Linked DNA regions of Homo sapiens: region 1 is linked to region 2. The links are chromatin loops, found by intact Hi-C in ENCODE. Cell type or tissue: adrenal gland. All regions are shown on one strand. Links, peaks and the distances in the headings refer to the core of each region. The heading gives the core; the rest is flanking DNA. Region 1 overlaps ELOVL5 (ELOVL fatty acid elongase 5). Region 2 has its middle 36 kb from the start of GCM1.

Region 1 (15,530 bases), core at 2,421-10,420, 150 kb before region 2:
TCCTGTCAGAATTAATCTCTTATAAGCCCATGCTGAACAGACCTAATTGAAGCCATGCTGGCGAATTGGCCACTCAGGTCTGTGTTTTATGAGTTTCTGAACCCCAGAGTAGTACTTGTTCCTCTTTGGTCTTGGCACAGCAAATGCTACAACAAAGTGAGTGTTATGAATTTCTCCTTCCCTGAAGAATAGTTCTCATGATACCAAATTCAGTAATTATTCATTTGCTTCCAGGGGAGTTTGAAATGTGATGTATCTCCCTAGGGGTAGTATTCAGGGTACTTCTGCTTCAGTCTTTGGCAGAAGAAATAATACTTCAATATTTACAGAAGTCGTTGACGCCTCCATCAGCTGTATTTGTTAGAAGCATCTGTGTGAAAATTTGAGTTTGCTTCTGTCCGAACTTCTGCATATTAATCTCTGTGATGGATCTGAGGTGCATTTAAAAGAATACCTCCTGTACTTCTTTTAAGTAAGGACAGCTGTGGGAAGCAGATTGGGTTGGCAGCCTGCACCTATGCGGGGTTCCACCTCTGCCACTTAACAGCTGCGTGGGCTTCAGCAGGTAAGTCACTCTACCTCCTTGAGACCCTAGAATCTATGTAGAACTTGGAAGGTGATAATCCTGTGCCTACTTTGGAGGGTATTAAAACTATCAGTATTGTACATGAAAGTTAGGTGGGGCACTGACTTAATTTAATTAGCATAGTAAAAACGTCTCTCTGTTATATAGGATGTTTATTGAAGCATTGTTTCTAATAGCAAAAGATTGGAAGAGTTAGTAGACTAAATGTCCTTGAAAAGAATAAATCATGCTACAGCTGGGCAACGGAATATTCTGCAAATTTTAAAGAGAACAAAGCTGTTCTATGGGTACTGAATATAGCTGCTTGGTACCACATAATAGGCACTTTTCTGAAGTGTTCAACATGTATTAATTCATTGTGGCTTCACAAAAGCCCACGAGGTAGGGACCCCAATTTTACAGATGAGGAAACTAAGATAAAGGTTAAGTCACTTGTCCAAATATCCACAGCTAGTAGGTGGCAGAGGCAGGATTCAAACCCAGGCAGATTGGCTTAAAGACTCTAATCTTGGCCACCCTGCTGTGCTGTACACCTGTCAGACCTAAGTAGTGATCTTTGTATTTGCAGCTTTAGATACATGAGAGGAAACAAGGTTGAGTTTCTTATTCATCGTTACATTCTGGGAGGCTGACGGTATAATCAACATATAGCTTCTGTTGACAGTAACTAAATAAAGGTTTAGATAAAGAAAGCTAATAGGGAATAACATTTATGATCAATACTTGAAAGGGTGACCGTTTGTTTCTTCCATTACTCCTTATTTTAGATATTTTGAACTTAAACCTCTTTTTTGGGGAAAATCAGAAGCGTACACACTGAATAGCTTACAATTGTTAGTGTAAGAAATCAGTGTTCAAAAGCCCAGTTGAGTCAGTGTTCACTAGCCTGACTGGTCTAGTGTGGCTGGATTAGTATGACTGGCCAAGGGCATCCAGCATTGGTTTCCTTACCCGGTCCTAGCCCCATCTGGTTTGATTTACAAGGTATATACGCTCAGAGAAATGCAGACGGGAGGGAAAGACACTCACATTCTTTAGGGAGCCTCTATCTCCAGATTGCCTGATCTCCCTTGGGTGAAAATGTAAGTCAGGTGTACAAGTCGTACAAGTCATGTATAGCTTGACAATGGGAATACTTTTTGAGAAATGTACTCTTAGGCAATTTTGTTGTTGTGTGTTCATCATAGAGTGTACTTAGACAAACCTAGATGGTTACCACATACATAGGGCATATGATATACCACATTGCTCCTAGGCTACAAACCTGTACAGCAAGTTACTGTACTGAATACTGTAGCTAGCTGTAACACAGTGGCAAGTATCTGTATATCTAAATGAAGAAAAGATATAGTAAAAATATAAAAGATAAAAAATGATACAACTATGTAGGGCACTTGCCATGAATGGAGCTTGCAGGACTGGAAGTTGCTCTGGGTAAGTCAGTGAGTGGGGAGTGAATGTGAAGGCCTAGGACTTTACTGTACACTCTAGACTTTATAAACACTGTATACTTAGGCTACATTAGGTTTATAAAAAATATTTTTTGATTAGGTGTGGTGGCTCATGTCTGTAATCTCAGCACTTTGTGAGGTTGAGGTGGGACCAGGCATTTAAGACCAGCCTGGGCAATATCACAAGACTCCATCTCTACTTATTTATAATAAAAGTTTTTTTAAAAATATGTATTATTTTAATATATATTTTTCTTCCTTAATACATAAACTGTAGCTTATTGTAACATTTCTATTTTATAAATTTTTTAAACTTTTTTACTCTTTTGTAATAATACTTAGCTTAAAACACAGGCTGTATGGCTGCAAAAAAAATATTTTATTTCTTCGTATCCTTATTCTTCAAGCTTTTTTTCTCCTTTTAAAGTTTTTTAAACTTTTTTGTTAAAAACTAAAACAAACATACACATTAGCCTAGGTCTGTACAGGGGCAGGATCATCAATGTCACCGTCTTCCATCTCCACATCTTGTCCCACTGAAAGGTCTGTAGGAGCAGTAACACACATGAGCTGTCATTTCCTATGACAACAATGCCTTCTTCTGGAATACCTCCTGAAGGACCTATCTGAAGCTGTTTCATAGTTAACTTTTTAAAATATGTAATTAGAAGGTGTACACTCAATTAATGATAAAAAAGTATAGTATACCAAATACATAAACCAATGACATAGTTCTTTATCATCAGCATCAAGCATTATGTACTGTCCATAATTTTATGTGTGATACTGTTACAGGTCTAGCTATGCAGTAGGTTTATTTACACCAACATCACCACAAATGTTTTATTGTGCTATGATGTCACTAGGCAATAGGAGTTTTTCAGCTCCATTATAATGTTACAGGAGTATCATTGTATATGTGGTCCATTGTTGATTTAAAGGTCATTATGCGATGCGTGACTATATTTTGAAAACATTCTGATAGAGAATGACATTAAGTCATTTTGATACAAGGCCCCATTAAGGGCCACTGTGCTGGGCCATGGTGTTCAGGCTATAGACAAGTCTGCCACCACCTTCAGTTCTCTTAGGATCCTTAGACTCTTTCAGAACTGAGTTTTCTTTCTGGGTGTGGGACACTAGGTTTGGCAACATTGTAATGGCTATAAGTATCAGCATTCCTAAAATAAGAGAATCACAAAATTCATGGGGTGGCTTATATATTCACATGGAATCTGAACAGGTGATAAAACAACTGTTGGTTTCAGAGACATGCTATAGAGGAGATGAATACACAGTTGCTAGACTGTGTGTCCCTTTGAAAAATGCTGTATTGTAGCAGGATTTTCCCCCATTTTTTACACATTTAACTTTGCTTCTCCCTCTCCTCACTCACCCTCACACCCAAACAACAGTTATAAAATGTGGGCGTGTAGATTGAGTTTTAAAAAAGAAATGTGTTTTTGTGTTATATGCCTTATTTATGTTACACAGGCTTGAATTAAAATCTTTTAAGACATTTTCGTTTGGGGGGTTGCATAACTAATCTTTATTATGTTTCTCCACCGTCTTTTAATTTCAGCTTAAGGTATCACTGCCTTTGTATACTTTGCACAAATTAGGTTGGAGAACTCAATTGATAATTTCCTCAAATGATAATTTATTTTGAATATTCAAGTAATCACATCAGTTAAGAGACTGCACTCAGATAAGAACCATCAGCAGTTGCCTGTAGCAGAAAATGTTGCTTAAAAGCCTTTTGAATATTTGTCTCCCTGTTATTTGCAATTGCAGTCTTTTGGTTTAGATGTTTAGAATATGATTGAAGTAGAGCCCAGACTGCTTAAGCTCAGGCTTTAAGGGAACCATTAGAGGCGTGTGTAGTATCTTGGTGTCTGTTACCTACCTTGGCCATTGATTGTCTTCTCTACAAGATGCTTCATCCAAGAAGGAAGTTGCCCTTTGAAACAGGTGCCCTTTGAGCTTCTCCAGAGAGACCCATAAAGACATTATCCCAGGACCTCATGTTTCTAGGAGAATGTGATAAATATTGTGATGGTTTCATTTTCAGAGCAGCTGCCTTTTCTTCCTTTTGCAAGGAGTAGGAACAAAAGCAGCTTCTTTTTGTTTCCTTTGCAAGGGCTTAGAATAGGCTCAGTGTGACCCAAGGGAAGTTGGATGTGACAAGTGACAGTAAGGTAAGTACTTTTCATTGACCCCCTGGTACAGAGTTCAGGCTTGAACTTACCATCTTTTTAAGAAATGGGACTGGCGTATTAAATTTAAAATGTAGGCAAACAGTTGCAAAGTACTGTCAGAAGACCAAATCTCATTGCATGATCTACTTGCCCCATGGATTCAAATATCCATCCACCCACCCACCATCCACCCTTAGATATTTATTTCTAGCCCATCTATTTCTTTTGAGCTCCAGACTCATAACTTTTCATCGTTGGGTGCCCCACATACCTCCCCTGTTGGCCAACGTAGTCAGGAGCACCATCCTCCGCCAGTTTGCCCAAGCCATTAAGCTGGAAGCAATGCTTGTGTTCTCCTCTCTCATCAACCATGCTTTTACCAAACTTTGCTCAACTGTCAGTCACCAAGTATTACTCATTCATACTCTCTGTCCTTCTAAGCTTATTCCCCTTCCCCACATTGCCCCAGCCTTCCATAGCATGTCAGATCCTTCCTGGACAACTACAATTTCTCCTTGGCTCCTTGCCTCTGTTTTCTTGATTCCTAAAAATTAGATGAGGTTGTACCTGTATAGTGCTTTGCATAGTGTCTGCCATGTTTATCTGGCACATAGTGTAGGTATCTAGCAATTACGTGCCTGAATGTTTCTCTAAATACATATGTACCTTTCAAATATAACCAGTCCTATAATATGTGCTAATGGCTGTGTGAAGCTGAGTATGCCTTGATAGCCTGAGAATACATAATGTTTCACAAATGAAGAGCTTACCTGGGCAGGAGACTTTAGAAGGCCAGTTGCCTTGCTTCCAGCTGAAGGAGTAGAACACCAGCAGCTCTCAGACCATACAAATTGCTAGACACCTTTTCCTGTTGTGGCATGGTGCAATGAGGAGCTCTTACCTATGCCTGGAGACATGCCATCTAAGGACTCGTTGGCTGCAGTCTGTGCAGATCTTCACATACAAGGAGATGGCCATAGCTGTGGTGCTCTGCAGATGTGGCAGTGGCTTCATCAGGATGAACGAGGGGCCCCTGGAGATGATCAAGCTGCTCACACTGCAATACAAGCTACTGGAATTAGGTCTGCTTCTGGACAAGGAACAGCTTGCTGGAATGGACATCCATGTTCGTGTGAAGGGTAGTGGTCATGTGGTTCAGATTTATGCTGTCCTTCAGTACATCTCCAAAGCCCTGGTACCCTGTTACCCAAAATATGTAGATGAGGCTTCCGAGGAGATCAAAGACACCCTCACCAGACCTTGCTGGTGGTTCACCCCTGTTGCTATGAATCCAAGAAATTTGCAGGCCCTGGTGCCTGTGCTCACTACCAGAAATCATAGCAGTAAGCCCATCAAAAAGATCAAGGTTTACCTTTATAGTAAACAATGGTTGAAGGTCTTTAAGGTTAAAAAAAATTGCTAGACATCCCAGCTGCCCTAGAAGCAGAGATGACATGTGCTGTTATTTTAAAGGGCCTTGCTTACCTGCATATTACCTGTTAGGGCTTTCAGGTAGAATATACCAATGATAGACCAGTCTGGTGGCACTGTTCCCAAGGACGGAATAGGGTGAACTTTGATGTCTAGGCACTCAAATACTCCATAATAAAATGATCATGGAAACTGGCAGTCTTACTCCAATTGCCCAGGATGGAGTGCAGTGGCACCATCTCAGCTCATTGCAGCCTCAAATTTCCCAGGCCCAGGTGTCCCTCCTACTTCAGCCTCCTGCATAGCTGGGACTACAGGCAAGCACCACCATGCCCAGCTAATTTTTTATATTTTTGGTAGAGACAAGGTTTCACCGTGTTGCCCAGGCTGGTCTTGAATTCCTAGGCTCAAGCAGTCTGCCTGCTTCAGCCTCCCAAAATCCTGAGATTACAGGTGTGAGCCATTGTGCCTGGCCTGGCCCTCTTATTTAACCTTGTTTTGGTTGGCAGCAACATTGAGCCCAGGCTAAAGTACACCATACATGTCGGACAGAGCTTATCTGCCTCAGTAGCCACTTGGTCAGTATTTGTTGATCACTTAAACCCACTCAGTGTTGGTCATTTGTCTGTGTTAGCCTCTGCTAAGGAATGTGGACCCTACACGTGACAATACAGTTACCAGTAAAAAGACTCAGTAGGAATTATGAGGTATATACTCGAATCAACAGGTAGTTTATTATTATACTACGGGTATGGCTGTGTATGTTGCAGTTAGGTTCAGCTGCAGCGATGGACATGCCAAAATAATAGTGGTTTGAATAATGGTATCCCAAAACAAAGTAGAAGTGTGTATCTCTTATGAAAGGCAGGGTGGATGGTTCAGGGCTAGTATGACCCTGCGTAAATTCCTTGCTCATCATACGTCTGTCAGGCTTAGTGTGGCCTCAGTCTTCCGAGCAGCAGGATGTAAGAAGAAACAGAAAGTAGAAGCGCGGATGGTGCTTTCTTTTATGGGAAGTTCCCAGAAACAGCCTCCAGATAACTTTGCTTACATCTCATTGGCTAGAACATCACCCCGTGGCTGCAGGTGGCTGGAAAATCTCATCTTTATTCTGGGTGGCCATGTGCAGCTAAAAGTACTGCTACTGTTTATAGAGTTTGGGCAAGAACCGGCTGTCTGTGCCATGGGTGGTAGACGAGACCAGCAGTCCCCACTCACTTGGAACTGAGAGTCTGGGGGAAGGATAGTGACAAAATAAACAGATACTTACAGTGACAAGGCCTCTGAGAGGTCTGCAAAGGTGTGCCCTGCGAGTAAACAGGAAGGACACCTAAATCAGACTGGTGGGGTGGGGGAGGGGATGAGGAAACGTTGCCTAGAGACTAAGCAAGAATCTCTCTGGACTGAGGAAATGGGCAGGGTATTGAAGCAAAGGCTCGGAGGCAAAGGGGGCAGGTAGTTGGGTGATGGAGGAGCATATGAGGAACAGAAAGTAGACCAGGGAAGCCAGAGGGAGACAGGGTTCTGATCACATGGGCCCTGGGGCCACAGGGACAGGTTTGGTCATTTTCCCCGGAGCCTTTGACTGGTTTCTGGAGGTGAGTAACCTAGACAGGTGCTTTCAGGGGGTGAGGAGCAGCACAAGACTAGAGGCAGGAAATATCCACTGGGAGAGAGTGTACTAATCTGGTTGGGAAATGATGGTGGCTTCAGCTACATAGTGGCTTTGGGGATCAAGAGAAGTGGATGCAAATCCTGTAAATCCCATAGAGCTTGGAATTTAGAAATAATTTGGCCTTTTCACGTAATAGGTGATGAAACCAAGAATGAGAATTTAAATGGCTTGCCCAGAATCACACAGCTAGCTGTGGAGCAGCACCAGATATCATTTCTCTATCTAACTCTTTCCTTTATGTCACTGTTGAATGTGCTGATTTGGGAGAACAGGGCATTGTGGGCATTTTGGAGCCAGCAACAGGACCTGAATCCTGGTGTCCATTGCAGAGGGAGGAGTCCACCCTGCTTTGGGGGCTGGATTCCTGGTAAGGTTATGGGGCAGGTCACAGAAATGAGGGAGTTGGAAGGAAAAACCAGGTGTGAGAAGATGATGGATTCAGTTTTTGGTTTGTTGATTTGGAGATTCAGGACCACCATCTGTAGGTGGAGAGAGATCAGATGGAAACTGGTCCTTGAGATTGGAATTGGGGATGCAGGATTGGGTGGAATTGGTCAAAACTTTTCTATACCCTTTCTTTAAATTTCTCCAGTGAAAGGGACTCAGCAACTGTTTTTGAGTCCATTGTGTCATGTACCTTAGAATTAAGAGATTTTTCCAGTGTTTAGCCCTGAATGATTTTTGCTGCAATTTGAATTCTGTGCAACCACAGAGATTTAATAAAAATAAAATAGGTTAATACTTAAAAATTAGTAAATTAAAATAAATTAAGTAAAGATAAAAGTTATATGGCCCTCCCTTGCATATTTTACCCTGTGCTGCAGGTCTTCTCAGGAGCCTCTCTGGCTCTGGTTGGTCTCTTGGTCCAGGCTGTGGCCTCTGTCTCTTGGGTTTTCATACTGTAAGATTTCTCCAACTGAGTTTGGGAGGCTGAAGCCCCAAACAGAACTTGATGGCTTGTGCTGGAAAAGGGGAAATGGGTTCTGCTTGCTACAACGTGTTAAATTCTGTTTTTAAAATGTCAGTTTGGCATCAAACACTTTTTTAGACATGTTTACATCCTAAAAGTTTTTGGTTTCAGAAGTTTTTTGTCCTTCACAATTAACTTGGTTGCAGTGATTAAAGTATAGCCTATTTCCTGGGAAATAGGAGACAATTTCAGAGCCACTATAGACCATATTGACATTAGAGATTGTAGGATACCATAGACAGGGAGGTCAATAGACAGGCAACGTGGTATCATAGTTGTTTTATCTCTCCCTGGTCACTGTCCTTCTACCTAATGTTGTTTCACCGTGGAATTTGAGCTTACAGGTGAAAAAGACTTTCAGTGAATACTGCACCAAGTATAATTTAAAAATTTTAAATCCTATATAGATATGGGGCATGACTAATAGAGTAATGACTTCCATAAACCACACATGAAAACTGCTTTAATTATAATTATCATTACTTTTATTCTCCAGAAAGGGAAATAAGGTTAAAACAAGAGAGCCCATTCATTCTAAGTTGACCAGTTAAATTTCTTGTTCTCCCTTCCCTTTGTCCTTTGATTTGATAAAAATAAGATTTTTGTGTGCTAAATTGTGAGTATTCATTTACATTAATCAGTATCCCTATAAGACAAAGCCCCTGAAAACATAAACTGAGTGCAGCACGATTTAAAACAGAGAGGGAGGAGACAGTCTTGGTCCTGTTCTTGGTGCCCTGCTCATTACTAACGTCTCAGTTGTACTGTCCACTATAAACAGTCATGATTTTTTCCCCCATTCTTCAGATCAAGTCAGTTTCCTCTAATGAGACAGTCTACCTGGTTTTATAGGCATTTCTCTGTAATGTTTTCCAAACGAAGAAAGCAAACAGCAAGCATTTTGTTGGGAGAAATCTGCAAGTGTCTGTTCTGTGGCTGTGAACTAATGATCTTTCAGAGGTCTAGTTTAAAAGCACTGAGTTTCTTCATGACCCATGAGGATATGTAATCCACCTTTATAGCAGGTAAGTGTTGAGGTTCACACAGGATTAACACTCTCTTTAACACTGTTCTCTACACCGTTCTCTTGCAAAGGGATACTCTTCCCAACCCTGAAAGGCATGCTTGGAGAGGTGGAGTGTCACTCCCAGATTCTTATTTTAGAGAAGGGAGTGTCATGTAATTTTCTCCCTACCTTATTTATTCATTCTCTCCCCTCTCCCCCTTGCTGACCTGCTTTTCTTCCTTCAGCCAGGTCTTCGCTTTAAGGAGTCAGCTGAGCTTCAGCCACTGATGCTGGGGGCACATAGTGGCCCAAGCCACCCTGTAGCTGTACCCTTTTGGGGAGGGTGGCTTTCGTGTTTTTGTAAAGTTTTTGAAGAACCTCTTACATGATACAGTTTGAACTGATTAGCAAACAGAGCCAAAGAAACTAGTACCTGATGAAAACTGACTGACATGGTAGGCAAATGGAAAGTTTGGTTTCCAAAAAGTGTGTGTTGTGGCAAGTTGAAGTCAGAAAAATGAATTTTTGACTTTGATTCTGAGTGATCACTCCTCTACGCACTCCCCTTTCTCTTTCTCTCCTTGTCCTCTCCATTTCACTCCCTCTCCATTCTCTCTCCGCCTCTTTTCCCTCCTCCTGCTCCGTTCTGTGTATATGTTTGTATGTATAACACTTCAGCATTTATGTAGTGGTTGATAATTGAATACATTCTATTTGCAGTACTACCTAATGTGATTTAACCACAGGAAACTTGCTTCTCTCATTATTTATGATTTTAAATTTTAGTTTTTGGTAATTAAGTCTCCATGAGGAGCGTCCTCATTTGGAAGGAGAGTTAGCATCATGCTGTGGCTAAAGAAACTCAGTTTTTATGCCTACCAATAATGTGAAAATCACCTCACTCCTGTTTGGCTGATTGGGTTGAATTTCTCTTAATACCATACTGAATGTAACTTGACGAGTTAGTAGGGAACTGGTAACAACTTATTTCACAGAGTATTTCTAGTTATTGATGTAGTTTGGGTGTTTGTCCCCTCCAAATCTCATGTGAAAATTTCATCCCCAGTGTTTGAGGTGGGGCCTACTCGGAGGTGTTTGGGTCATGGAGACGAATCCCTCATGAGTGACTTGGTGCCATCTCATGGTAAAGAGTTCAATGTGAGATCTGGTTGTGTAAAAGAGCCTGGCATCTCTCTCTTGCTCTTCTTTGTCTTGCTTCCTCTCTCACCATGTGACACTCTTGGTCCCCCTTCACCTTTCACAGTGAGTAAAAGCTTCCTGAGGCCCCACCAGAAGCAGATGCTGGCACTGTGCTGCTTGTGCAGTCTGCAGAACTGTGAGCTAAAATAAACCTCTTTATAAATTACCCTGTCTCAGATATTCCTTTATAGCAACACCAAACGGACTAATACAGTTACAATATATTTAGTGTAAGATTTATTCATTATAATTAGCTTATTTCCAAAATGACCATTTTAACAAACTTCAAATATTTTGAGTGTTAGATTTTTAAACTCGGTGTACTCCAAGTTTCATTTAACTGCTAAAGGACAAGTTTAGTCATACACTGCATAACCATATTTTGGTCAGTGATGAACTGCCTATATAATGGTGGTCCCATAAGATTATAATGGAACTGAAAAATTCCTCTTGCCTGGTGAAGTAGGGGTCATCTTAATGTCCTAGGGCAGTGTATTACTTATGTGTTTGTGGAGATGTTGGTGTAAACCTACTGCACTGCTAATTCTATAAAAGTATCACACATACAATTACGTACCATATACAGTGCTTGATAGGGATAATAAACAACTATGTTACTGGTTTTTGTATTTACTGTACTTTTTATCATTTAAAAAATTTTTATTTATTTATTTTGGAAATGGGGTCTCGCTCTGTCATTCATGCTGGAGTGCAGTGGTGTAATCACAGCTCACTGCAGGCTTGATTTCCTGGGCTCATGCAGTCCTCCCACCTCAGCTTCCAAGTAGCTGGGACCACAGGTATGTACCACCATGCCTGGCTTTTTAAATTTTTTGTTGAGATGGGGTCCCACTGTGTTGCCCAGGCAGATCTTCAACTCCTGGGCTCCAGCAGTCCTTCCACCTCGGTCTCCCAAAATGTTGGTATTACAGGCATGAGCCACTGCCTGTCATTATTTTAAAGAGTACTCCTACTTAACCAAAAAATAAAGTTAATTGTGAAACAGCTTCCGGCAGGTCTTTCAGGAGGTATTCCTGAAGAAAACATTGTTATCACATGTTATTGCCCCTGAAGGCCTTCCAGTGGGACAAGATGTAGAAGGGAAGACAGTGATATTGAAGATCCTGAGTAGGCCTAGGCTAATGTGTGTGTTTCTGTCTTAGTGTTTAAGGAAAAAAAAAGTTTTAAAAGAAAAATTAATAGAAAAAAGCTTACAGAATGAGTATAAAGAAAATAATTTTTATGCAGCTGTACAATGTATTTGTGTTGTGTTAATTACAAAAGAGTCAAAAGTTAAAATGTAAAAGTCTGTAAAACTCATGAACAGTGGCATGCACCTGTAGTCCCAGCTACTCGGGAGGCTGAAGAGGCAGGATCACTTGAGGTCAGGAGTTCGAGGCTGCAGTGAGCTATGATTACACCTGTGGATAGCCCCACTGGGCAACATAGACTCTGTCCCTAAAAAAAAAAAAAAAAAAAAAAAAGTTTATAAAGAAAAAAATGTTACCATAAACTAAGGTTAATTTATTATTGAGGAAGAAAAAATTTTAAAATAAATTTAGTGTAGCCTCAGCATAGTGTTTAGCCTCAATGTAGTATTTATAATGTCTACAGTGTGCAGTAATGTCCTAGGCCTTCATAGTCATTCACCACTCATTGACTCATCCAGAGCAACGTCTATTCATGGTAAGTGCCCTGTACAGGTGTATTGGTTTTTATTTTTTATATTCTATTTTTATTATACCTTTTCTTTGTTGAGCTATACAAATACTTGCCACTGTGTTATGGTTACCTACAGTATTCAGTATAGTAACATGCCAAACAGGTTAATTGTAGCCTAGGAGCAATAGGTTGTACCATATAGCCTGCATGTGTAGTAGGCCATACATCTAGGTTTGTGTAAATACACTCTATGATGTTCTCATGATGAAATCGCCCAGTGACATATTTCTAAGAATGTATTGCCATTGTTAAGTGACGCGTCTGTAGAAGTTCTTTATTTTTAAAGTGTATTTGGGTTATTTGCCATTAAGATAAGAAGCTAAATATATAATGTCTTTTTAGAAATAAAATCGTACAGAAGAGGAAAATTCTACGTGCAGTTTTTAATACAACAGCTCTCAAACTTTTTGGTCTGAAGACACACTATTCTCTCTTTTTTATTTCTTATTTTTTTCTGAGACGAAGTCTTGCTCTTGTCCCCCAGGCTGAGTGCGATGGCATGATTTTGACTCACTGCAACCTCTGCCTTCTGAGTTCCAGCAATTCTCCTGCCTCAGCCTCCCAAGTAGCTGGGATTACAGGTGCCTACTACCATGCCCGGCTAATTTTTCTATTTTTAGTAGAGACGGGGTTTCACCGTGTTGGCCAGGCTGGTCTCGAACTCCTGACCTCAGGTGATCCACCCGCCTCAGCCTTCCAAAGTCTTGGGATTACAGGCATGAACCACTGCACCTGACCGACATAGTATTCTTAGACAAAGTGGCTTGAGAGAAAAACATTTAAAAAAGCAAAAGGAAAAAAAGATAAGATTTGCGCTATTAAATGTTACTGAGAAACTCAAAGAGCTTTTGTTTATGTGGATTATATCTATTAGTATTTACCTTATTAGAAACCAATTTTAAATTGTTTTAAAATATAGGTTTAAAACAATTATGAAAACATTTAAAAATAACTAACCTACTGTATGATAATAAAGTATATATTTTTCAAAATATATTTCAAAATATAAAAACGTATTTTTCAAAACTTTTGGTGACAGTGAAAAAGTAATCTCGTAGTAGCAGTAGCAGTAGCAGTAGCAGTAGTAGTAGTAGTAGTTAGTTATACTTTATATATATAGTACTAAAAGTACTTTATATACTACTTAGTTATAAAAACATTTTTCCTTCTTGCTTCAGCAGCCATTGCCTCCTGTTTCCTTCTGCCTAAATAAATTCTGTGTTTTATGCCACAGGCTCTATGTGTGTCACCTTCACATGTGAACTTCACCAGGTGGGCTGGTTTTGGTCTTTTTATCAAATGAACATATCTGTAAGGTACTTTTTGTAGACAGGACAGTATTTAAAAGCAAGCTTATGTCCACTTAACAACACTGGTTGCTTGCTTTAGTGCTCTGTGGTAAGGCTGTAGTGGTCAGTTTTTAAAGTAAAAACCCAAAACAACAAGGAGTAAACGAAGAGATTAAGGTCTCAGTGTAGCATTAATAGCTTTTTAGATGTTCATTTTATTTTTTTTAATTCATCCCTTTCTCTTTGCTATCTATACATTACAGTATTTAGGCTTCCAGACTAGCAACCTTTTGGAATAGTTTTAAAATAGCTGATTTCTTTTTTGTTCCTGTCTCTTGGATAGATACTGCTTGACCTTTTTTTAACTGTTGATTTTGGATAATGCCTTTGTTTTAATAAAAAATTGCTGCATCATGTCCCACATCTCCATCTTGTTTTATGTAACCATTTAACCTTTAATTCTATGTGTTACAAAAAGATTTCCTCTGGCCTTTTGTGTATAATGTCAGATCAACTAGAGCTCTACTTTGGGGACTGTAAATAGAGCATTAGCCTCCTCTTGATTTTACTCTAAGGAATTCTTTTAAGATTTTTATAACCTCAGATTCTTTGATACCTGAATCAGGTACCAGTACAGTTGAGCTACTGTATTTCCAGATGCTCAGATTTTTTTTAATGGGATATATTTTGCACTATCTAATATAGTAGTCACTAACTACTACTAGTTTTTGAGCATTTGAAATGTGGTTAATACAACTAAGAAACAGAATTTTTAGTTTTTCATTTCAGTTTACTTAAATAGCTATTTGTGCCCTTGTCTGTCTCATTGGGCAGTGCAATGCCAAAGGTATCTGGCAGTTTCTTTTTAAATTTGTAGGTTCATTCATTCATTTTAACAAGAGTGTTTTTTTATATGTGTGGTAGCCGGTAGGTTTTTTACTATCTGTGGTTGTCTTATTGCTGGAAACGGAACTAGAGGGATACAGGAGGTGGAAAAGTGGAGGCTATTGATAATTGGCTGACTTTTATGGGGTCTTGGGATCATTGTAGATGAGATTTGAGGGGAAAATAAAGTTCAGGGAAGGACTTTTAGGTTGAACACTGGAGCTGATTTGTCAGCAGAAAAAAAGCATCCAGTCGAGAGAGGAAATGGAAGGTAAAAGGCAGATGGGAGATGAATAAATTCTTGAAAGAAACGGGAAAAGATCCAGAGTATAAGCAGAACGATGGAAAGATACTGTATGAATTGGAAGGGTGAAGAGGGACTTTTAAAAAAAGTTATTTGAAATTTTTCAATTGAAGTGTAATTTACATTATATAAGCCATTTTTAAATGTTCAACTCAGTGGCATTTAGTACATCCACAGTGTTGTTTGCCACAGTCACCTCTAATTCCAAAACATTTTCACATCCCCAAAGGAGACCACTGCCAGTTAGCAGCCACTTGCCATTCTCCCCTCTCCTGAGCCCCTGACAACCACCCATCTGCTTTCTGTCTCTGTAGATTTGCCTATTCTGAATATTTCCTATAAATGGAATCATACAATATGTGACCTCTTGTATCTGGCTTCTCTCACTTAGCATAATGTTTTCAAGTTTCATCCACCCCTGCTGTAGCATGTGAAGAGTGACCATTGAAGGAGGAGGACTTTTAAGGGATTCATAGGGACTGTCCAGATCTCAGCAAAACCATCAATTCTGCTTGTTGGATTTACCTAGCAGTGAGGCACCACAGGGGTAGGTTGGGCATCAGGAGTATTTGTGACTATAGCTTCCAGCCTGAGTAAGGAGGGTGGGGACAAAGATCTGCTTTGGTGATGGCAGATTGCCTACTAGGGAAGGCAGACAGGAGGAGTGAGTGGATAGAAACTTGTCAGAAGAGGGAGCAGAATATCCTGTTTCAAAGGATTTGGGTCCATTTGGGGTCCTAAGTTAGAGAATGCATGTGGAAACATGAGCTCATCTAAAGTAGGGTCATCTCATCTGTTTGTAGGTCAGCGTCA
Region 2 (15,530 bases), core at 3,817-11,816:
TGCTGACCAGGCAAGCACAGAAGTCGCCTGGAGAGCCACGCCTCTGCTATCTGTTTCCATTGCCTCAGGGAGAAAAACAAAAAGATAATAAATTCAGCTTCTCTTTTTCTTTTGTTGATGGCCTTCTCCTTTCACCTTTGTTTTGTGATTTCGCTTCAGAGGGCAGTCTCTCTTTTTCAACTCAGTTCCAGCTGCTGAAAGTGAAGGCCTAGACATTTGATCTCCTCTTGATTTGACCAGAACACCCTGTTCGAGAGACAGGACAAGCAGTAACACAGGGGTTTTGGCAAAGAATCGGACTGTATTGATCTAAGTAAATGAATGAATACATTAGTGTTTTTGCTGCCAGCAATCTGGTAAGAACTCTTAAACACATCCAGCAAGGGTTAAGTAGGAAACAATGGTGTTCCCTTGCCAACATCCACTGCAGTGTGTGGAGAATTATTTTCAAATTTCTATTTTGGATGCAGGCAGGAAAGGGGACAAGGTTTGAAAAATTATGCTCACTACTTGGGTGATGGGATCATCCGTATCCCAATCCTCAGCATCACACAATATACCCATGTAACAAATCTACATGTATCCCCTGTATCTAAAATAAGAGTTAAAAAAAAATTTAAATTCCGTTTTGGCAAATGCATTTCCTTTCCTATCTCACTAGACTGGAGCCTCTGACCCTCTCAGGACACCCCTCAGGCAGGGGAGTTTCCTCATCACAACCTGTTTGTTTCATCCTGAATTACAGCCCTAAATCCTTTGCTGAGTTGCCATTTTCATTAAATCAAAGTATACTTGTTAGAGACTTAAAGTTGATTAAATAGCAAAATAAACCACTTATCTTCCTATACATCTTCAACTCCCAGAGCTAGTTGTGACAAGGGTTTTGGTGGCCACCAAGAAACCACACTATAAGAATTTTAGAAGAGAGTTACTTTCATTTCATATTTAAATTATTATTATTATTATTTTTTTTTTTTTTTTTTTTTTTTTTTTTTTTTTTGAGACGGAGTTTCACTCTTGTTGCCCAGGCTGGAGTGCAGTGGCGCGATCTCGGCTCATTGCAACCTCCACCTCCCAGGTTCAACTGATTCTCCTACCTCAGCCTCCCAAGTAGCAGGGGTTATAGGCATGCGCCACCATGCCTGGCTAATTTTTTTTGTATTTTTAGTAGAGACAGGGTTTCACCATGTTAGTCAGGCTGGTCTCAAACTCCTAACATCAGGTGATCCACCCACCTCGACCTCCCAGAATCCTGGGATTACAGGCGTGAGCCACCGCGCCCAGCCAAATTGTTTATTTTTAAAAATGTTTGAATGTGTAATTCATTCCTATGTCTAAAAAAACTAAGAGAAAATTACAGAGTGAAGTTTCTTTCTACACTTGTCCCCCATCTACCCAGCATTCCCTTCCTAAAACAAGTTTCTTTTTTATTCTTCCAAGGATTTTAATGCATATGAATATCAATATTTATTTACCGAAGTATATACACCTAGAGGCCAGGTGCAGTGGCTCACGCCTGTAATCCCAGCACTTTGGGAGGCTGAGGGCAGGAGTTTGAGACCAGCCTGGCCAACATGGCAAAACCCCGTCTCTACTAAAAATACAAAAAAAAATTAGCTGGGCATGGTGGTGGCAGGCGCCTGTAATCCCAGCTACTCAGGAGGCTGAGGTGGGAGAATTGCTTGAACCCAGGAGGCAGAGGTTGCAGTGAGCTGAGATGGTGCCATTGCACTCCAGCCTGGCCGACGAGCGAAACTCCTTCTCAAAAAAAAAAAAGAAAAAGAAAGCTTTACCAGATTCTTTTCTCTCTCTTTCTCCCATTTTTTTAACTTTTATTTTAGGTTTATGGTACATGTGCAGGTTTGTTAAATAGGTAAATTGTGTGTCACAGGGGTTTGGTGTACAGAAAATTTTGTCCCCAGGCAATGAACATAGTACCCAATAGGTATTTTTTCTGATCCCCTCTCTGCTCCCACCTTCCACCCTCAAGTATGCCCTAGCGCACCTGTTGTTCACCTCCCAGTGTCCATGTATTCTTGTGCGTAGCTCCCACTTATAACTGAGAACATGCAGTATTTAATATTCTGTTCCTGCATTAGTTTGCTTAGGATAATGGCCCTGGCTCTATCCATGTTGCTGTGAAAGACATGATCTTGTTCTTTTTTATGGCTGCATAGTATTCCATGGTATATATGTAATCACATTTTCTATTTTTTTTTTTTTTTTTTTTGAGACAGAGTCTCGCTCTATTGCCCAGGCTGGAGTATAGTGGCACCATCTCGGCTCACTGCAACTTCTGCCTTCTGGGTTCAGATGATTCTTGTGCCTCAGCCTCCCTAGTAGCTGCAACTACAGGCATGTTCCACCATGCCTGGCTAATTTTTTTTTTTTGAGACATATTTCACTCTTGTCGCCCAGGCCTGGGCAACAGAGCGAGACTCTGTCTCCAAAAAAAAAAAAAAAAGATAGAAAATGTGGTTACATATATACCATGGAATACTATGCAGCCAATAAAAAAGAACAAGATTGGCTGGGCACGGTGACTCACGCCTGTAATCCCAGCACTTTGGGAGGCTGAGGCAGGTGGATCACGAGGTCAGGAGATAGAGACCATCCTGGCTAACACAGTGAAACCCCGTCTCTACTAAAAATACAAAAAAAAAAATTAGCCGGGCGTGGTGATGGGCGCCTGCAGTCCCAGCTACTCTGGAGGCTAAGGCAGGAGAATGGCGTGAACCTGGGAGGCAGAGCTTGCAGTGAGCCGAGATCGTGCCACTGCACTCCAGCCTGGGCAATGGAGCCAGACTCCATCTCAAAAAAAAAAAAAGAACAAGATCGTTATTTTAAGCAAACTAATACAGGAACAGAAAATTAAATACTGCATGTTCTCAGTTATAAGTCAGAGCTACACATCAAGAACACATGGACACTAGGTGGTGAACAACAGGCGCTGGGGTGTACTTGAGGGTGGAAGGTGGGTGTCCATCTACTAGAAATATATAAAATATAATAATATACAATGTTATCAGAAGGTGATTTCAAGGGATTGGGAAGGATCCTGTGTGGCTTTGGCCAATATTGGCCATTTTGACCATTATTGTAGTTTACGTTAAAAATAACTAACATTTTCACAGAGCCTTAGAGTCTTAGAGTTATTGCATACTTATGTTATTCCACCTACATTAGTGGTGGAATGAGGCAGGAATGTATTATCATTTTTATTTTACAGATGAAATGCAAGGAGATTAAGTGACTTGTCCAAGAGCTAAGTAGTAAATGGGGTTGCCAGGAGTTGAATTCCAGTTGCCTGACTTGATGTCTAGCATAAAGGCAGCCAAGCAACTATATGATTTAGCTATGTAATGTAACCCTTTAGAGCCCACACCTTGCAAGCTCTGTGCCATAGCTTTTAGATTAGTTGCTTAAAACTGAAGCCAAGCTTTTCAGTGGCAATGATTTAAGTTGCTAAATATAATCATGACTCTCAAGAAAGTTATATTTTAACTTTGTATGATCTAGTTTTGTGTTTTTTTGTTGTTTTTTTTTTTGAGACGGAGTCTCCCTCTGTCGCCCAGGCTGGAGTGCAGTGGCATGATCTCGGCTCACCGCAACTTCCGCCTCCTGGGTTCAAGCAATTCTCCTGCCTCAGCCTCTTGAGTAGCTGGGATTACCGGCATGTGCCACCACGCCCGGCTAATTTTTTTTGTATTTTTAGTAGAGACGAGGTTTCACCATATTGGTCAGGCTGGTCTCAAACTCCTGACCTTGTGATCCACCCAACTCGGCCCCCCAAAGTGCTGGGATTACAGGCATGAGCCACCACGCCTGGCCCTAGTTGTCTAAAACTTTGAACAGGTCTTTAAAAAATATATTCTGTTGATCTACTGTGGATCAATATAAAGACATTTGCTAAGGATCAGATCCCATGTAATATCTTACACATTGGGTATAGATTAGGCTGGAACCTAGTTCTTAGATTCCTACTCAGTTATTTCACTAAATGAATACTTACTTAATTATACTTAGTGAATATTTTACTTAATTATGCTTACTAGGCAGAATAGTAGGAGATGTAGCTCTAACCTCTAGTGACATATTTTAATAAACAGATCACAGCCTGGGTAACAAAAGCAAGACCCTGTCTCTACAAAAAATATAAAAAATTAGCCGGGTGTGGTGGTGCATGCCTGTGGTCCTACTTGGGACCCTACGGTCCCAAGAGATCTGGAAGGGTCTCTTGAGCCCAGGAGTTTTAGGCTGCAGTGAGCTACTGCACTCCAGCCTGGGTCACAGGTGAGATTCTGTCTCTAAAACAAAAACAAAAACAAAACCAGATCAGACATACCAGTATTATGGTTCTTGGTGCTTTTGGTGGAGCTTCACCTTGGTGGGAGGAGTTCTAGAGACATCTCTTCTGCAACTGATTCCTGAAAAGGGATGACAGTAGCCCTCCCGCTCCCTTATCCACAGGGGATAAGTTCAGAGCCTGAAACTGCCCATAGCACTGAACCTGATCGCCATCAAGCGGAACACAGTTCTGTTTATGACCTCCACCCACACATTTCAATGTTTTTTTTTTCCTTAACTAAGCACTTATCACACACTGTTGTGAGCTTTGCAGTTTGAGATGCAACAACGAAACTAGCATGAATTTCTTTTTCTTTCTTCACGATCTCAGGGATACAAGATTCCTTCTTACTGCAGATCTTAGCAACCTCAAAATACGATGGTTTCCTCTTCTTTTAAGCTGAGAACTTTCACCTTTTCATTCAGAGGAAGCACTTCCGGCTTCTCTTTAGCTTTTTTTTTTTTTTTTTTTTTTTTTTTGAGACAGAGTCTTGTTCTGTCACCCAGGCTGGAGTGCAGTGGCGCAATCTCAGCTCACTGCAACCTCTGCCTCCCGGGTTCAAGTGATTCTCCAGCCTCAGCCTCCCGAGTAGCTGGGATTACAGGCGCCTGCCACCACGCCCGGCTGATTTTTGTATTTTGAGTAGAGAAGGGGTTTCACCATGTTATCCAGGCTGGTCTCCAACTCCTGACCTCGTGATCAGCCCGCCTCAGCCTCCCAAAATGCTGGGATTACAGGCGTGAGTCATGGCGCCCGGCCGGCTTATTTTTTTATTTTTTTTAGACGGAGTCTCGCTTTGTCGCCTAGGCTGGAGTGCAGTGGCGCGATCTTGGCTCACTGCATCCTCCGCCTCTCGGGTTCAAGCGATTCTCCTGCCTGTAGCTGGGATTACAGAGTTCCAGGTTGGAAATCACTTAAATTCTTCTCCAAAATTTGTGTGTTTAACCATTTCAAGGATCCCTTCAAATGCAATTATCTTAGGCAGGTGGGGCAGTTCAGGCTTAATGGCCCTGACCCCACACCCTCCTATTCCATTGGGTTATTTAGGTGGTTGTCTCTTGTTTTTTCTTTTTCTTTTTTTCTTTTTGAGATGGGGTTTCACTCTTGTTGCCCAGGCTGGAGTGCAATGGCGTGATCTCGGCTCACTGCCACCTCCACCTCCCGGGTTCAAGTGATTCTCCTGCCTCTGCCTCCCAAGTAACTGGGATTACGGGCGTGAGCCACCACAACTGGCTAATATTTGTATTTTTAGCAGAGACGGGATTTCGCCATGTTGGCCAGGCTGGTCTTGAACTCTTGACCTCAGGTGATCTGTCTGCCTCGGCCTCCCAAAGTGCTGGGATTACAGGCGTGAGCCACCGCCCTCAGCCGCCTCTTGTTTTTTCTACCTGCGACAAGTAAACTTGGGAGGAATGAGGAAGAAATACAGGTGGAGGCTCTTGAGGCCCTGCGAAGTGTCCTGGCTATCCTTTTGTACATTGCATTGTTAGAGCAATGACAGCACTTAATCAGTTATCTGCAGCGTGTGATTTAAAAATGCATCATACCAATATTGCTATACCAGTAATGCTTCTTTTATTTAATGATTAACCAGCAGAGATGCTACAGTTTTTATATTGATTTTAAATGGGAAGTCATGGTGACACATAAAACTGTCCTTTTCAGGCCAGGTGTGGTGACTCACACCTGTAATCCCAGCACTCCAGGAGGCCAAGCGGGTGGATCTCCTGAGGTCAGGAGTTCAAGACCAGCCTGGCCAACATGGTGAAACCCTGACTCTACTAAAAATATGAAAATTAGCCAGGCATGGCGCTAGGCTTCTGTAATCCTAGATACTTGGGAGGCTGAGGCAGGAGAATTGCTTGAACCTGGGAGGTGGCGGTTGCAGTGAGCTGAGATCGCGCCACTGCATTCCAGCCTGGGCCACAGAGTGAGGCTCTGTCTCAAAAAAAAAAAAAAAGCAAAAAACAGAAAAACAAAAAAACTGTCTCCTTCCTCTCTTCCCATAAATCTTGGGGCAAATTAATTAAAGCCATATCTACAGATTGGTGGGATGAGTGTACCCTTTAGCACAGCCACTTTTCAGTTTGCCATGTGAACCAAAGGAAACCTTCTCCAAAGTTTCTGATGCAAATCTGAGGGCTTTCCAGGCACAGGAATGGGAGGAGCTTGGGTTTTAGGTTGACAGGCCCTGGGATGAGAAGGTAATAGCTTTTCTACTGGTTTTGTTCCGGTTTTCTATTCTAGGTAAAGATAATCTCTATTTGGACTATATAGCCTTTAGTTGTCCCAAAGACAAAGGCTAAATAGTCATTAGATTTTTTTTTTTTTTTTTGAGACAGTCTCACTCTGTTGCCCAGGCTGGAGGGCAGTGGCATGATCTTGGCTCACTGCAACCTCTGCCTCCCTGGTTCAAGCAATTCCCCTGCCTCAGCCTCTCAAGTAGCTGGGATTACAGGTGCCCGCCACCACGCCCAGTTAATTTTTTGTATTTTTAGTAGAGATGGGGTTTCACCATGTTGGCCAGACTGGTCTCGAACTCCTGACCTCAGGTGATCTGCCCACTTTGGCCTCCCAAAGTGCTGGGATTACAGGCGTGAGCCACCACGCCCGGCAATAGTCTTTAGATTTTTTAAAACAAAGGACGATTCTCTGAGATCAGCAGCCTCTAGCAGACTAGGGAATGTCATCTGTCCAAATTATTTAGATGACTTTTTTTGGTTTATTCTTTTCGCCTTCCTTCACTCTTAAAAAAAAAAAAAAAAAAAAAAACCATCACTTTTCCTGAACCTCCAATCAGACTTCATTAAGTTCTTGTTTTTTGTTGTTGTTGTTGTTAGAGTCTCGCTCTGTCACCCAGGCTCTATAGAGTGCAGTGGTGCGATCTCAGCTTATTGTAACCTCTGCCTCCCGGGTTCAAGCAATTCTCCTGTCTCAGCCTCCCAAGTAGCTGGGACTATAGACACCTGCCACCATGCCTGGCTAATTTTTGTATTTTTAGTAGAGACGGGGTTTCATCATATTGGTCAGGCTAGTCTCGAACTCCTGACCTAAGGTGATCCCACCTGCCTCAGCCTTCCAAAGTGCTGGGATTACAGCAGTGAGCCACCGCGCCAGGCCCATGAAGTTCATCTTGATTCTTTTTAACCACAACTCCATCAAGGATATATTTAAACCTGATAAAAGCAAGTGATTTGTTATATGTTTACTTCTTTATATATTTTTTAATGATTTCTACCTATTTTAATACTTTTAAACTTCTGTTATTTAAATGTGTGAATTATTTTAAGAACAAATGCATTTATAATTATGAGTAAGTGCCCACTTCTAACTTTTCCTTAGCGGTTATTTTGGGAAGTTCTGCCTTGATTTACAGAAATTTGGTGTGAAACGTCCGGGCGCGGTGGCTCACGCCTATAATCCCAGCACTTTGGGAGGCCGAGGCGGGCGGATCACGAGGTCAGGAGATCGAGACCATCCTGGCTAACATGGTGAAACCCTGTCTCTACTAAAAAATACAAAAAATTAGCTGGGCATGGTGGTGGGCACCTGTAGTCCCAGCTACTTGGGAGGTTGAGGCAGGAGAATGGTGTGAACCTGGGAGGTGGAGCTTGCAGTTAGCAGAGATTGTGTCACTGCACTCCAGCCTGGGCAACAGACGGAGACTCCATCTCAAAAAAAAAAAAAGAAAGAAATTTGGTGTGAATGAACTTGACTTTCCTTTGATTCTCACAAATACCAAAGTGGGACGCAGCCACATGGAGAGCCTGGAAACGACACTAGTTATGAGGTGAAAAAGAACACCTTGGTCCCCAATTTCACTTTTCAACTTAGTAACTTGTGATTTGTATAAGTTACTTAAACTTTTTAAAGGTTGCTGTCTTTATAGGTAAAATGGAGTAACACATAACTCTCAAGGTGGCTGAAAAATTAAGTAAAAACATGAAGGTGAAGTCGTTTAACAAGTAGATATTCAATTCATTCATTCCACAAATATTTATTGAATGCTTTTTAGTTCCAAGCACTTGGACCAAAATAATCAAAATGAACAAAATAGATAAAAACATGTTGCCTTGTAAAGATAATGCTCTATTAAACTGCATAATAAGTAAATATGCTGTATAATATATTGCAAGTTGATAGAGTGATGTCAGATGGTGGGTATGGCTGACGGGTCAGAAGGCTAGGGTAGGTCACACTGAAATGTGACATCTGAGTAGACTGTAAGGTGATGAAGAGGTGAGCCTAGCAGCTATCTAGGGAAAAGCATTCCAGGTAGATAGAACAGCCAGCACAAAGGTCTCCAGGTGGAGACAGGCCTGTCTCCTGAGCAGCAGGGAGGCCAATGTGTTGTGCTGAGTGAGTTAGGGAGAATGACAGGAGACAGGGCAGAAGAGGTGAGGGCTGGTGGGGCTGCCTGCCAGATCAAGAAGGGCTTTGGAAGCGGTCTAAGGGACTTGGGCGTTGGCTCTGAGGGAAGTGGGGAGCCACTGCAGGGTGTGGATCTGATGTCCTTTTGAAAGGATTATTCTGGTGGGGAGGAGACTATCAGACAAGGGAGGAGGCAGGGAGAACTATTAGGAAGGATTGTAGTCATCTAGCTCAGACTGATGAGGTGAGGTGAGATTGGGTGAGAAATGTCAGGTGCTGGATTCACTGTGAATGCAAAGTCAACACAATGTCCTCACAGATGCTAGGTGGAGCTTGAGAGAAAGAGTGACCAAAGATGATTACAAGGATGTAGGACTGTGAGGAAGGAAGGACAGGTTGCCAGTATTTGAGGGAAGGAAGACAGGTTGGGGATGAGAGGAAGCTGGACTTCAGTGTTCGACTAGAATATTGTTTTGTCTTTTAGGGGGCAATTTGAACCTTTAGTAGTTTTTAAAGTATAATTAGAAGGTTTTTTTTGTTTTTTTTTTTTTGAGACAGGGTCTCACTCTGTCACCCAAGTTGTAGTGCAGTGGCGTGATCTCAGCTCACTGCAGCCTCAACCTTAGGTGATCCCCCCACCTCAGCCTCCTGAGTAGCTGGAACTACAGGCATGCACCACCACACCCGGCTAATTTTTTTATTTCTTGTAGAGACAGGGTCTTACTATGTTGTCCAGGCTGGTCTTGAATTCCTGGGCTCAAACGATCCACTGGCCTTGGACTCCCAAAGTGCTGGGATTATAGGCGAGAGCCCCCTCGCCCAGCCAGAAACTTTCAATATAGAAATAATCCTAGCAAACCACTTAAAAATTTTGTTATTTGACAGAAATTTCACATCAGGTCACATAGGCCTAGCCCTGAGTCTTTCACCCATTCAGGGGTGTAACACTCAATGGGACGGGCACATTGTTGTCACCAAAATTACCCTACTACCTGGGTCTGGACACCCAGTTGCCAGAAGCCATGGAGGCTTCTATCCTGGGCTGGAAGCTCCCAGAACCTCCTCTCTTACTGCTCGAATTTGTAAGCACCCCCACACTGGCTTCACCTGGCTCAGAGTCAAGAACGTCCTCCCTCACACAGGAGCCCTGAGCTCTGCACACGCCCCTCAGGGCCTAAAGTCAGCCGGAGAGTCATGAGGACAGAGACCCTGCTTCTGCCTCCAGCTCCCCTGGACCAGGTGGGGCTGCCTACTGGTAAGCCCTGCAGCCCCCTCTCTGGCACCCACCTTCTGAGGCCCACAGAGTTCCCTTACTCCATCCTTTACTGCAAAGTGAAGGCCTGGCACACAGAACCACAGGTTTTTGGCAGCTTGGGCAAGTGGTGAGACAGGTGAGAAGAAATCTCCAGCGTTTATTGATTAAAAATCATCCACAATGTTAACATGGAAAATCTGCAGTGTGATCTGTGGTGGATTGGTCCAATTAAGCTTTGCTTGGAAATTGCCTATGAAAGGAAATCTTAAAAATCACATCACAGGCCGGGCACAGTGGCTCAGGCCTATAATCCTAGCACTTTGAGAGGCCGAGGCAGATGGATCACCTGAGGTCAGGAGTTTGAGACCAGCTTGGCCAACATGGTGAAACCCCGTCTCTACTAAAAATACAAAAATTAGCTGGACTTGGTGGAGGGTGCCTGTAATACCAGCTATTCAGGAGGCTGAGGCAGGAGAATCGGTTGAACCCAGGAGGCAGAGGTTGCAGTGAGCCAAGATCACGCCGCTGCACTCCAGCCTGGGCGACAGAGTGAGACTCCATCTCAAAAAAAAAAAAAATCACATCACAGTGTTGAAATACTTTCCTTAGGGGCAGTGATCCTTTGAGGGGACAGGGGCTACAGTGTCGGGGGTGAAAGTAGAGAGTGGTAATCAAGTGCAGACGCCCCGGTTGTTCCTGGAATGGTGATTTTGAGTTGTCAACACACGAGCTCAACACATGAGCAACACAGATGCTCATGTGTTGACGACAGGTAGGGGGCTCAACAGTGAAGCAGGGAGCTCAGGAGTGAGGTCTGGGCTGCAGGCATATATTTGGGAGTCATCAGCATGACAGAGATAATTTAAAGGGTGAGACAGAAAGAGTCTATGAAGGGGAAAGCAAGAAGAGTCTGGCAAGAGGTCCTGGAGCCCTCCCGTGATAAGAGCGGAAAAAGAGGAACAAGGAAAGGAGACGACAAGGAAGCATCCAGGATCGAGGAGAAAAATCAAGAGGGTGTGGTGTCTCGGAAGCAGCACGAAGAAAGTGCTTGGAAGCACAAAGAGTGAGCCACCGTGTCACACGCTGCCTGCCCAACGATCAGGTAAGATGAGAGGAGACCAAGAATGGCTGTGGGATTTAGCATGTGGGGGTCATTGGTAACTTAGCGAGCAGTTTCGGTAGTGATGGAGAATGTTTTCAGAGAAATTTGGAGAATTGTGGACCTCAAGTACAGTTTATTCTTTAGGGATTTTTTTGCTGCCAAAAAGAGCACTCACTGATGGTGGCAGGGGCAAGCCAAGGAAGAGTTTGTTTTGTTTAAAGATTGGAGAAATAGGCTGGGTGTAGTGGCTCACGCCTGTAATCCCAGCACTTTGGGAGGCCGAGGCAGCCGGATCACTTGAGGTCAGGAGTTCGAGACCAGATTGGCCAACATGGTGAAACACCGTCTCTACTAAAAATCCAAAAATTAGCCAGACATGGTGGTGCACACCTGTTGTCCCAGCTACTTGGGAAGCTGAGGTGGGAGAATCGCTTGAACCCAGGAGGTGGAGGTTGCAGTGAGCTGAGATTGCACCACTGCCCTCCAGCCTGGGCAACAAAACAAGACTCTGTCTCAAAAAAAAAAAAAAAAAAAGATTGGAGAAATAACAGCCTTTTGGTATGCTAATGAAAAATGATGACACAGGATAAGGTAGAATTAGTAGGGCAATATCCTTGAATAGTGGAGAGGGATGCGAATTATTGGCCTTGGATTGGAGCATATAGTCTATGGCAGGGATCAGCAAACTTTTCCTTTTTTCTTTTTTAGACAGGATCTTGCTCTGTTGCCCAGGTTGGAGTGCAGTGGCATGACAATCAAGGCTCACTAGAGCCTCAACCTCTGGGGCTCAAGTGATCCTCATCTCAGCTTCCTGAGTAGCTGGGACTACAGGTATGCACCACCACGCCCAGATAATTTTTAAATTTTTTGTAGAGATGGGGTCTCCCTATGTTCCCAGGCTAGTCTCAAACTCCTGGGCTCAAGACAGCCTCCTGCCTAGGCCTCCCAAAGTGCTGGGATTATAGGCGTGCGCCTCCATGCCCACCAACTTTTTCTATAAAGAACCAAATAGTAAATGATTTAGTATTTGTGAGTCATACAGTTTCTATTGAAACCACTTTATGGTCCCAGCTCTAAAGCAATACATAGGCAATACAAAATGAATGGACATGGCTGTGTTCCAATAAAACTTTATTTAGGATTGCTGAAATTTTAATTTCATATAATTTTCACATGTCATAAAATATATTTGCCTCAGGCTGGGTGTGGTAGCTCACACCTGTAATCCCAGCACTTTGAGAGGCCGAGGCAGGTGGATCATTTGAATTTGAGGTCAGGAGTTCGAGACCAGCTTGGCCAATATGGTGAGACCCCCGTCTCTACCAAAAATTAAAAAATTAGCTGGGTGGTAGTGGCGCATGCCTGTAATCCCAGCTACCCGGGAGGCTGAGGCAGGAGAATGGCTTGAGCCTGGGAGGCGGAGGTTGCAGTGAGCCAAGATTGCACCACCGCACTCCAGTCTGGGAGACAGGGTGAGAACCTGTCTCAAAAAGAAAAAAAAATTCTCCTCTATTTAAAAATGTAAAAACCATCCTTAGCTAGCCAGCTGTACAAACACAGGCAATGGGCTGGATTTGGCTCAGGGCCAATAGTTTGCCTACCCTGATCTACGTCATGGACAAGAAGTTAACATAGATGGGTACAAACAAGTTGGACGGATGTGGTGAGGGGAATCAGGAAATTCTCCTGAGTGCTTCGGTTTTTTCAGTGAAGTAGGACCCCGAGGATGGGGATGAGGGAGAATATACAGAAGATTTGAGGAAATTGGCACAGGCATGAAATACAGTGTAAATGGAGTAGGGGAATCTAAGTAGGACGATTCACCAGGCAGCAGGAAGGCCCTATTCAAGGGCTGCTGCTGTGAATTTAAAGTGAGACCTGCCCAGCAGGGTTGTGCTTTCCCCCAGCCACAGTCTGCTGCAATGAGGGGGACACAGAGTGGTCAGGAAGCTGGGCTTTAACCTCAGCTGTGCTTTTGCTGAGGGAGTTTCAAGTCAGAGGGAGCCAAGGAGGTTGGGAGTTAATGTAAGGGAGTGATTATAATGATTGCAGGGTTGCCAGATGTAGCAGATAAAAATAAAGAATAGTTGCTCACGGTGGCATGCACCTGTAGCCCTAACTATTCAGGAGGCTGAGGCAGGAGGATTGCTTGAGCCCATGAGTTCAAGTTCAGCCTGGGCATCATAGACCCTGTCTCTCAAAACAAAACACAACATAATGCTTACTTAAATGTGAATTTCAGACAAACAATAATTTTTTGGTATAAAAATTAGTGTCCCATGGTTAGAAGGGAGAGAACATGAAGCAGGTGAGGGAGTGTTATGAGTTAGAGGATCAATAGATTTGAGGTTCTAGTTGGGGAAAGATTTTTGAAGAGGGCTACCAGGCTACTGGAAAGGCTGATCTGAAATGATAGAAGGTGGGAGGCATGGATTGAACGCTTGACTTTGAGATTATGACCAGTTGCAGTTACTGGTCTTGATAAGGTTTAGGTTCCAACCATGGGGGTGAGTGTGAGGCATTGGGTGGTGGACAAGATCATTGGAGGTAAGGAATTCAAGGAACTGAGGGTTCAGAGGTTCGTCTACATGGATAGTGTATTGATAATACCATAAAATGACTGAAATAACTGCATGCTTATCATATGACCAGGACTGTGTAGGAACACAAAATAAAGTTTATTATCAAGAGTATTCCAATCTAGGGTGATCTATGGACCCACAGAGGCTGGCAAAGTCCTCTAGATTAGGGAGGCCTTTGAACACTATGCTAAGAAATTTAGTACCACTAGTTTAATAGCGCCCCCCTCTTCCTGTAAAGAAAATAGCAAAATCAATTAAATCAGTACATCTCCATCTCATTTGGCATATCTGAATATGAGTGTTTTAAATACTTAAAACACATTTCTCTTAGTCCCTGAGCCTTTTTATTCCAAAGTTAAAAGTAAGACATTCCAAGTGCATGGTTCATGGTTTTATTGCCCTGTGTAATGTAGCTACAGGGGTTTGGAGCATTAACTATATCTCTGTTTTATGTGTGTTATAGAATCATATGAATTGGGATTAGAAAAATTGTGGTGAGTTTTTTTCCAGGCCTTCTTAGTCTTCTGGTTGCTTTTTAATTTTTTTTAAGAAAATAGGACATGTTTTCTGCTTTTCCTCCTATTTATTTATTTATCGAGACAGGGTCCCACTCTGTCACTCAGACTGGAGTGCAGTGAGTGACACATCACAGCTCACTGCAGCCTTGACCTCCTGATACTCAAGCGATCCCTAGCCTCCCTAGCATAGCTGTGACCACAGGTACACGCCACCACACCCAGCTAATTAAAAAAAAATTATTTGTAGAGACTGCGTCTCACTGTGTTGCCCAGGCTGGTCTTCAACTCCTGTTATCCTCCCACCTTGGCCTTCCAAAGTGTTGGGATTACAGGCATGAGCCACCACACCCAGCCTTTTTTGCTTTTTTGTTTCTAAAACAAATGAGTAAAATCAGACTGAATGAAAAGGGGAAGGTTGAGCCCTTAAAATATGCATTGGGTAGGTGTGGTTGGTACTGTAAGGTTGTTCTAAGGAGGGCTAAGGGATAGGTCAGCAAGCCCTTGGTCAGTGACCTGAACAGGGAGAGGTGTAGGTTCAGGCCCCTCAGGAGACGGAAGGAGCAAGCCAACATTTTTTACTAATTAAGGACTCTGCACTGCTTAAGTGTGCACACGTTCCCCTTCCACATCGTATATACAGGATGTGACTGGGATTTTAAAACAAACTGGAAGTCAAGGGAGGACATGGAGGGATCTTTAGAGAAGTTAGGTTTCCAAATTACAGTTTGCTCTGGAAGATGTTAGGCTGTGATGTGCGGCCACTTAAGAAAAAGTAGGGCCGGGCACGGTGGCTCACACCTGTAATCCCAGCACTTTGGGAGGCCGAGGTAGGCGGATCACCAGGTCAGGAGATTGAGACCATCCTGGCTAACACAGTGAAACCCCGTCTTTACTAAAAATACAAAAAAATTAGCCAGGCGTGGTGGCGGGCGCCTGTAGTGCCAGCTACTCGGGAGGCTGAGGCAGGAGAATGGTGTGAACCCGGGAGGCGGAGCTTGCAGTGAGCCAAGATCACACCACTGCACTCCAGCCTGGGCAACAGAGCAAGACTCTGTCTCAAAAAAAAAAAGAAAAGAAAAAGAAAAAACGAAAAAAGAAAAAGTAGGCCGGGCACGGTGGCTCATGCCTGTAATCCCAGCCCTTTGGGCAGCTGAGGCGGGCGGATCATCTGAGGTCAGGAGTTCGAGACCAGCCTGGCCAAAATGATGAAACACTCTACTGAAAATACAAAAATGAGCCAGGCGTGGTGCGTGCCTGTAATCCCAGCTACTCCAGAGGCTGAGGCAAGAGAATCGCTTGAACTAGGGAGGCAGAGGTTGCAGTGAGCCAAGATTGCTCCATTGCACTCCAGCCT

The links. Hi-C counts contacts between places; a loop is a spot of excess contacts. Peaks named below come from ENCODE experiments on the same cell type or tissue, not always from the same donor. Only the 100,000 strongest peaks of a DNase experiment are listed, where the experiment ranks them.
Region 1: a loop joins it to region 2, with 2.5 times the contacts of the local background. A loop is called at or near these places in 28 of 110 quality-filtered maps.

Annotation. Positions count from the first base shown.
Region 1 is chr6:53,326,989-53,342,518 of GRCh38, reverse strand. All of the region lies in intron 1 of ELOVL5 (ELOVL fatty acid elongase 5), which reads left to right. It also overlaps the pseudogene RPS16P5. Among named protein-coding and RNA genes, the nearest start is that of ELOVL5, 14 kb to the left of the region's middle. RefSeq lists an enhancer at 6,597-6,726. In adrenal gland, for the core only: no CTCF peak of the experiment used is centred there; DNase peaks (open chromatin) are centred at 6,824 and 7,188; H3K27ac peaks cover 2,495 bases.
Region 2 is chr6:53,177,561-53,193,090 of GRCh38, reverse strand. No RefSeq gene overlaps it. Among named protein-coding and RNA genes, the nearest start is that of GCM1, 36 kb to the right of the region's middle. In adrenal gland, for the core only: no CTCF peak of the experiment used is centred there; no DNase peak of the experiment used is centred there.